2 separate regions of the Homo sapiens genome follow, and region 2 is linked to region 1. Evidence: read pairs that join two places in POLR2A ChIA-PET (ENCODE). Cell type or tissue: Panc1. All regions are shown on one strand. Links, peaks and the distances in the headings refer to the core of each region. The heading gives the core; the rest is flanking DNA. Region 1 overlaps ZNF682 (zinc finger protein 682). Region 2 holds the start of ZNF101 (zinc finger protein 101).

What was found. ChIA-PET counts read pairs that join two places held together with the same protein. Peaks named below come from ENCODE experiments on the same cell type or tissue, not always from the same donor. Only the 100,000 strongest peaks of a DNase experiment are listed, where the experiment ranks them.
Region 2: POLR2A ChIA-PET joins it to region 1 with 11 read pairs; 6 of 35 experiments call an interaction of 5 or more read pairs at or near these places.

What each region holds. Positions count from the first base shown.
Region 1 is chr19:20,028,665-20,033,053 of GRCh38, reverse strand. All of the region lies in intron 1 of ZNF682 (zinc finger protein 682), which reads left to right. It overlaps LOC105372308 (a long non-coding RNA gene), which reads left to right. Exons shown (of 2, transcript XR_001754062.2): 1 at 1-212; 2 at 1,941-2,337. Among named protein-coding and RNA genes, the nearest start is that of ZNF682, 8.6 kb to the left of the region's middle. In Panc1, for the core only: no CTCF peak of the experiment used is centred there; no DNase peak of the experiment used is centred there.
Region 2 is chr19:19,668,569-19,672,957 of GRCh38, reverse strand. It overlaps ZNF101 (zinc finger protein 101), which reads right to left and starts at 4,119. Exons shown (of 4, transcript NM_033204.4): 1 at 3,992-4,119. The coding sequence starts at 3,994. RefSeq lists enhancers at 3,298-3,863, 3,864-4,389 and a silencer at 3,710-3,909. In Panc1, for the core only: no CTCF peak of the experiment used is centred there; a DNase peak (open chromatin) is centred at 4,227; H3K4me3 peaks cover 1,714 bases; H3K27ac peaks cover 1,629 bases.

The DNA of each region.
Region 1 (4,389 bases), core at 168-4,167:
TCTCAGGTGATCTGCCCACCTCGGCCTCCCAAAGTGCTGGGATTACAGTAGTGAGCCACCGCACCTGGCACCACAGTTTCTACAGAGAAGTAAAACCCTACCTTCAGCAAGTACCTGAATTTGGCTCCAAGTTGCAAAACTACCTCCTGTCATGAAGATGTGGGAAGTTTATCTTTCATAGAATATAATCAACTGACCTCCCCAATTCCCAGGTGGGTTTAGGATAAACTATCTACGACAAGTGAGTGCTGTCACGTGGTCTTCTTGAGGACTAATTATGACAACCTTCTTTCTATCTTTGCAATCTCTTAGCAAATTGCCTGCAATTAATGTCACATTCTGGCTTAATTGTGTAATCATATGGTTTTTGCTTTGTGTTCTGCCATTGTGGAGAGTTTTTCTGGGGTTGGAGATGATTGTGCTTTTAATTACATTTTTGAAAACACTGTCTGAAATGACCAGGTATGATATAAACATGTAAGGTACCCATCAGACTTCACCCTAGAGGGTCTTTCCCTCTTGGGCTTCAAGTCACAACCCACAATTGTGCAAACCCCAAATTGCAGGCAAAATGGTCTCTCTGCCTATTTGTGATCTATAGTCCCTTGTAGAGCAGTCAGATCAGATTTCTACAAAAATAACCTTACAGGGCAGCAACCAACCATTCCACCTCTTTCAATGTCCCTGGCATCTTCAAATCTGAAATGAATTCAGAGACAAACCCTGTCAGGGTTACACATATGCATTGATTAGACCTAAGAATTTAAAATGTTCTTTTCCTCCTCCTGTACAAATGCCTGAGAATGTGCAAAGGGCACCTGCTACTTTCCCATACCTCTGCAACCTAAATCTGAAACCCCCAAATTTGAATCCAGGCCCTGGGATTTGAGAAAGTAAAAGAACTTTTATCTGAGGGATGCAAGTTCTGTTAGTTATCAGGCTCAGAGAGACATTAAAATGAATCCAGAATTATGTCCTACTTCTCCTTTGAGCAATGTATTCACCTCTTGAAACTGCTTGTTACTGCCACACATAGCTATAAATTAATCTAATAATGCCACACAGGACACTATAGCCCACACCTTCTAGCTTAACCCTGTATGGCCAATCACTAATCAATGTTATTCCTGTAAACTAATGAGAATCCTTGACAAAGAACTTTTTATCGGCCCACTTTTCTATTCCCCTTTTTTTAGCCATTCTCTTGCCTCAGCCTCCCGAGTAGCTGGGACTACAGGCACCCGCCACCTCGCCTGGCTAATTTTTTGTATTTTTAGTAGAGATGGGGTTTCACTGTATTAGCCAGGATGGTCTTGATCTCCTGACCTCGTGATCCGCCCACCTCGGCCTCCCACAGTGCTGGGATTACAGGGGTGAGCCACCGTGCCCGGCCGACATATCATTTATAATGTGTTAGAGCAGTCTCCATGACTGGATCTCTCCTCTGGTTTTGCGCAGCATGCTATAACACCCAATAATGCACAGCCAGGTTGATGTCACTAGAATCTGCATATAAGCACTGGCTTCTGGGACTCATGAGACAGGACCTGACTTTGGATTGAGAATGTACAGAAAGCCCATAGGAAACATTTTCTGCATCGTGACAGGTCAACATCGACATTTTAGAGCCCCACCCTTCAAAGTGTGGTCCTTGAAAATTTCCAGATCTTGTCCTCTGACCTGCTGCAGTTGTGTGAGAGGCTCTTGGTGTAAATAGAATCTGATGGCAGAATCACCCCAGCAGTGGGGGGTCCAGGCCACAAAATATCTACAGCCATGACCATAACAACCACACCTACCTGTAAGCTGTGATACTGGAATAAAATATTCCTGTCATTCCTCTTACCCAAGCTAACTGATTAAGGACAGGTGATATCACATATGGGTTTAGGATCTGAAGCTCTACCAGGGAAGTTCTATTGTCTATTCTGTTCCCACAGAATCAGTCTCAGTGTTTCCTGTTTGGATTGCCATGAGGACATCAACCCAGAGTGACTGTAGACCCTCTTCCCAGCACCTGAGAGTCTTTGAGACATTTGAGGTTGTTGTGTGCAGACTGGGGTGAGGCTGACAAGAGGGTCTAATTCTGCTACCATCTAAGAGGGAGGGGAATAAGTCATTCAGTGTTTCTTCTCTTTCTCACAAAAATAATCTCTTTGGTTGGTTCCTAGATGGGAGTTGTTCCAGTTTTCACTTGGGTGAAAAAAAAGGAGAGCTGGAGACTGATCAACCAATTACTTTCATTTCATATGGCGATTAGAAAAACAGATGAGGCAATCATAATCTCTGCAATCCAGGAACTGTGTCTGTGGCAAATGAATAAATGGCTGAATTTCACACCATGGAGTCAGTACAAAAAAGGGACGTGTGCAGGGGATTTAGGGCCACTTTCCTTATGTTGGGAACTCTGATGTCACCATCTGAAGGGCCACTCATGAACAGAAGAGTTGTTATTATAGTTATTTTTTCTTTTCTATTTTTTGAGGTGGAGTCTCGCTCTGTTGCCCAGGTTGCAATGCAGTGGTGCAATCTTGGCTCACTGCAACCTTCGCCTACCGGGTTCTAGTGATTTTCTCCTGTCTCAGCCTCCTGAGTAGCTGGGATTACAGGCGTGCACCACCACGCCCGGCTAATTTCTGTGTTTTTAGTAGATATGGGATTTCACCATATTGGCCAGGCTGGTCTCGAACTCCTGACCTTAGGTGATCCACCCACCTCGGTCTTCCAAAGTACTGGGATTACAGGCATGAGCCACCGCGCCCAGCCCTATAGTTATTATTTCTATTGCTTTTACCTTGTGAAGACTAAATATTTAGCTTCTAATATACATGTCCTAGAAAACACTATGCATTTTGGTTAAATTCCTTGTTACTGTATGTTATAAAATAGACAGGGAATTGGGTGAAATAGATTAAAATCACACAAACCTGGGGAGTCAAGTTTCTCTTGGGCAGGCTTAGAAAACACAGAATTGGAAATACCCCAGTGACATGGAGATCAGAATTCTACCTAGGGCCCTCTCCCTGTCCCAGCCTTACCCACGTTTCACCTCTTCTGAGGCCTCATCCAGGTCCGGCTCCACCTTGGAATCTCCATACAGAGTTGATTAAAGGAGATCAGAGTTTGGCTCCTGCTGCCTCTCCAGAGTGGTTGTTCACAATTCTTCCAAACCCAAAAGCAGATAAATGGAAGCAAATAACTAAATATTTTTGGTCTTTAATTTTTTTTTTTAATTAAAACCACTGTTTCTAGAGGCATACCACCTAGCAAACCATTTTCTATTCCTGCATATCCAGCAGTTGCTCCAGGAATCACAAGAAAGTAAATATAAACCCAATGCTGAGAAATCCCTTTGAACTACACTTAATTTTCCCGTTCTGTATTTCATTCTTGTGTCTATCTTCAGCTTTTATTTCAAGCTTTTTTATTTTTTTTAATTTTTTTTTTTTTTTTGAGACAGGGTCTCACTCTGTCACCCAGGCTGGAGTGCAGTGGTATGATTTCTGCTCGCTGCAACCTCTGCCTCCCAAGTTCAAGCAGTTCTCCCACCTCAGCCTCCCAAGTAGCTGGGGCTACAAGTGTGTGCCACCACACCCAGCTAATTTTTGTATTTTTAGTAGAGATGGGGTTTCACGATGTTGGCCAGGCTGGTCTCAAACTCCTGACCTCAGGTGATCCACCTGCCTTGGCTTCCCAAAGTGCTGGAATTACAGGCATGAGCCACCGTGCCTGGCCTATTCCATGCATTTAAAAAAAAAAGAAAACAAAAGAAAGGCTGGGTGCGGTGACTCACGTCTGTAATCCCAGCACTTTGGGAGGCCGGGGCGCAGGCAGATCAACTGAGGTCAGGAGTTCGAGACCAGCCTGGCCAACATGGCGAAACCCCATCTCTACCAAAAATAGAAAAATTAGCTGGCCGTGGTGGCAGGCACCTATAATCCCAGTGACTCAGGAGGCTGAGGCAGGAGAATTGCTTGAACTGGGGAGGTGGAAATTGCAGTGAGCCAAGATCGTGCCACTGCCCTCCAGCCTGGGCAACACAGCAAGACTCTATCTCCAAAAAAAAAAAAAAAATCAGTGATAGAACAAGAAGAAATTTAAATGCTGGGCTTTTCATATAAATCCAGGGAATTATGGGACAGTTAGTACCCACCTCCCAGGGTGTTATGAGGATAAATTCACATTATGTCATCTTCCCAGCACAATGCTCTATAGTGTGCTTCTGAGCACACAGCGCATGCTCCATAAACATCGCATTAATGCATGTGCGCGTGTTGTTTTCCAAATGCAGACTTACTCAGACATGAGCTGCCTCTGGAAACTTTAAAGGACCAACAGAGAACGCCATGTTTTAGAATAGTGATTGGTGGTTTTTATTTTGGACCAAAA
Region 2 (4,389 bases), core at 270-4,269, 360 kb after region 1:
AAAAAAAAAGACTTTACATTATTTGGAAGGTACTACTACCCAAAATGATCTGCAAATTCAATACAATCCCTATCAAAATCCCATGTCTGGTTTTTTTTGTTTTGTTTTCTTTTTTCAGAAATAAAAATACCAGCCAGTCACAGTGGCTCATGCCTATAATCCCAACACTTTGGGAGGTCGAAGTGGGAGGATTGCCTGAGCTCAGGAGTTTCAGACTGGCCTAGCCAACATGTTGAAACCCCGTGTCTACTAAAAATACAAAAAATTGGCTGGGCGTGGTGGCAGGTGCCTGTAATCCCAGGTACTTGGGAGGCTGAGGCAGGAAAATCGTTTGAACCTGGGAGGCAGAGGTTGCAATGAGCTGAGATCGTGCCACCGCACTCCAGCCTGGGCAACAGAGACCCCCCCCGCCAAAAAAAAAGCCCGTTCTAAAATGCATATAGGGCTGAATGTGATGGTTCACGCCTGTAATCCCAACACTATGGGAGGCCGACGCAGGAGGACCATGAGGTCAGGAGTTCGAGACCAGCCTGGCCAACATGGCGAAACCCTGTCTCTACTAAAGCTAAAAAAAATTAGCTAGGTGTGGTGGAGGGCACCTGTAATCCCAGCTACTCAGGATTCAGCTACCGGGTTCAGCTACCGGGCGTGGGGGAGGGCTGAGGCAGGAGAATCACTTTAGCGGAGGTTGTAGTGAGCCAAGATTGTACCATTGCACTCCAGCCTGGGCAACAGGGCAAGACTTTGTCTCGAAAGTAAAAAAATAAAATAAATAAATTTATAAATATATATATAATCATACATAAAATTTATAAATATATATAATCATACAACTTATAAATATATATATAATCATACATATAATTTATATATATATATATATACACACACACATTTTTTAAGATGGGGGTCTCACTATATTGCCCAGGCTGGACTTGAACTCCTGGGCTAAATCGATTCTCCCGCCTCAGCCTCTCAAGTACCTAGAATTACAGGTGTTTGCCAGTGTTCCTGCCCTCAGTTCATCTTGAATTGCTGTTACAAGCCGTTGAAGTCAATTTTTAGAAAAGAACAAAGCCTACTGAAATTTTTCTTGAAGTCTGAAAATGTCTCGTGAATAAAATGATTATGATGTAAAAAGCATACGTTGAAAAATATCTGCCGGGCACGGGGGCTCACGCCTGTAATCCCAGCACTTTGGGAGGCCGAGGCGGGCGGATCACGAGGTCAGGAGATCGAGACCATCCTGGCTAACACGGTGAAACCCCGTCTCTACTAAAAATACAAAAAATTAGCCGGGCGTAATGGCGGGCACCTGTAGTCCCAGCTACTCGGGAGGCAGAGGCAGGAGAATGGCGTGAACCCGGGAGGCGGAGCTTGCAGTGAGCCGAGATCGCGCCACTGCACTCCAGCCTGGGCGACAGAGCAAGACTCTGTCTCAAAAAAAAAAAAAAAATCCTAACACCTAAGGTGATGGTATTAATATTACGGGCAGCAACTCTGGGAAATAACTGGGATTACATGAGATCATGAGAGAGACCTAGGAGTACAGATTAGTATCCTTAGGAAAAGAGATGAGTATCTATCACTTTCAGATGTCATTCAGTATTTTTTCCATAATAAACTATTCAGTAAACAAAAGATCATATCTGACTACTTCTAGATGTTGCCAAACTTATCCCAAAGGATTCAGCGTTAATCTGTCAAATCCAGATAACACAAAACAGAACAGAGTTATCCACCATCACAAATTCCCCAACCTGCAAAGGAGAGGAGCTGATGTGCTGGTGAATCTTTGTAAATCACTAATTTCTGCTTATCTACCATGCCTTTTTTTATTATGTATTTTTTGAGATGGAGTCTCGCTCTGTCGCGCAGGCTGGAGTGCAGTGGCGCGATCTCCAGCTCACTGCAAGCTCCGCCTCCCGGATTCACGCCATTCTCCTGCCTCAGCCTCCAGAATATCTGGGACTACAGGCGCTCGCCACCACGCCTGGCTAATTTTTTTGTATTTTTAGTAGAGACGGGGTTTCCCCGTGTTAGCCAGGATGGTCTCGATCTCCTGACCTCGTGATCTGCCTGCCTCTGCCTCCCAAAGTGTTGGGATTACAGGCGTGAGCCATCGCGCCCGACCTACCATGCCTTTTTTTTGTGGGAATGTATTCATATTCTGCAGCCATAATGGAAGATTTCCTTTTTTTTTTTTAAAGACAGGGTCTCACTCTGTCGTTCAGTGCAGTGGCGCAATCACAGCTAACGGCAGTCTCAACCTCCCCGGGTTCAGGTGGCTCTCCCACCTCAGTCTCCTGAGTAGCTGAGACTACAGGCATGCGCCACCATACCCGGCTAATTTTTGTATTTGTTGTAGAAATGGGGTCTCGCCACTTTGCCCAGGATGGTCTCAAACTTCTGGGCTCAAGAGATCTTCCCGCCCCAGCCTCCCAAAGTGCTGGAATTACAGGCGTGAGCCACCTGGGCAGGAGAATCGCTTTTGACTTCCAGAGCAGACTGGGCAACATAGTGAGACCTTGTCTCTACAAAAAATAAAAACTAGCCGGGCGTGGCGCATGCCTGTGGTCCCAGCTTCTTGGAAGACTGAGGCAGGAGGATTGCTTGGGCCCCAGAGGTTGAGGCCGTAGTAAGCCATGACTGTGCCACTGCATGCCACCCTGAGCTGCCTCAGAAGGGAGAAGTTTCTTTCTACTGTTTCTGGCCCCACCCCACCCCCAAGGGCCAGCAGGGAATCCCTCTGGAATTTCCTAAGGAAACTTCTTTTCAAAAGACAAGAACTCCTCCCTAGGAGGCTCATCAAACAACCAGGAAAGATTAACCACGCCAGGACAGACTTTTCACCCGTTCTTCCGAGGGCAGCTGGAAGAAGTCCCTGGACGGTCCTGAAACCCAGGACCAGAAAGATAGGAGGGTGGGCTGAGGACCCAATACCCTGTGAAGTTCCCAAGAGAAGCCTCCACCCAAAGACTGTCTGATAAGGTGGCCGCGCCTAGGGAAGGTAAAAAGAGGGCAGGCACAGTGATTTTTTTTTTTTAACATCGGAGTGTCAGGGGGTTATTTTCTGCTTTGCTCGCATGTGAAATGTTCACAAACGGAAAATGAACTTTTTAAGAAGTGCCATCTAGGGCTCCTTGGAAAAGATGACAGTTAAAACACTGGGTCTTGCCAGGCGCAGTGGCTCAAGCCTGTAATCCCAGCACTTTGGGAGACCGAGGCAGGCAGATACCTGAGATCAGGACTTCAGCACGGCCAACATGGTGAACCTGTCTCTACTGAAAATACAAGTTAGCCGGACGTGGTGGCGGGCACCTGTAATTCCAGCTACTCAGGAGGCTGAGGCAGGAGAATCACTTGAACCCGGAAGACGGAGGCTGCAGTGAGCCCAGACAGTGCCACTGCACTCCAGCCTGGGCGACAGAGTGAGACTCCGTCTCAAAAATAATAGAAATAATGATAATAATAATAATGTGAAGTGGATGTACTGGAGGGAGAACTTAGGGTTGGGGAATGCGGGGAAATTTAGGGATTTACTGCAGCCCTGGGAGGAGCGAAGCTGGGGGACGGGGTCGTGGGTTTGAAACCCAGCTTCCCACACCTTTGGAAGACTCCGAAGGAAACGGGGACCGCCTAAGGGAGGAGGAACTGGGGACCCCACAGGCCACGGCTCCTCCCGCACGAACCCCACACCCGAGGCGGGATTCCCCCTAAGACCCTCCTGAGGCCCCCGCACGATCTGGGGAGACGCGGGGCTGCGGGCGCGGAGCTGCCCTGAGAGGGCTCCGGGGCCGGGACAGGACACCCGGGGTCCCGGCGGCTGGTCCAGCTCCACCCGGCGACCGAGGGGACCAAGGGTCGAGCTGCGCCTGGGGGACTCGGGTCCCAGACCCCCACAGTCGCCGCGGGGAGGCCCAGGTCCAGCCACTGCCGGTTCCGACCAGCTCCTCCTCAGGTCTCCGGACGCCCGGCTCCGCACGCTCACCATTTCCGGCTTCCGGGTGTCCTGGGTCCTTCCTGGGGCTGGAGCAGCCAGAACAGGTCCCACACGACAAAATCAGCCGTATCCGGGGCACCAGGGGCTCCCCGAGGAACTAAAACCCGGACCCGAATGGGGGGCCGGCGGGAAATGAGACCGCTTCGGGCTTTGGAAGTTGCCCCTCCTCCCGGCGCACCTGATTGGACAGTTTGCCGCACAGCGCCTCTGACTGGCTGGTGCCCCAGGTCCCGCCCCTGGGGCTTGAGCGACAGGAGAGGTGATCGGAATCCTCAAATAATCCGCTCGCTGTGTGGGGTGTGACTGACAGGTGCTACCCACAGCCCCTCGCTGGGACCTTGGACCTGGACTTGCATGGAAGCAGAACTTGCTCCCGTTAGGGTCAA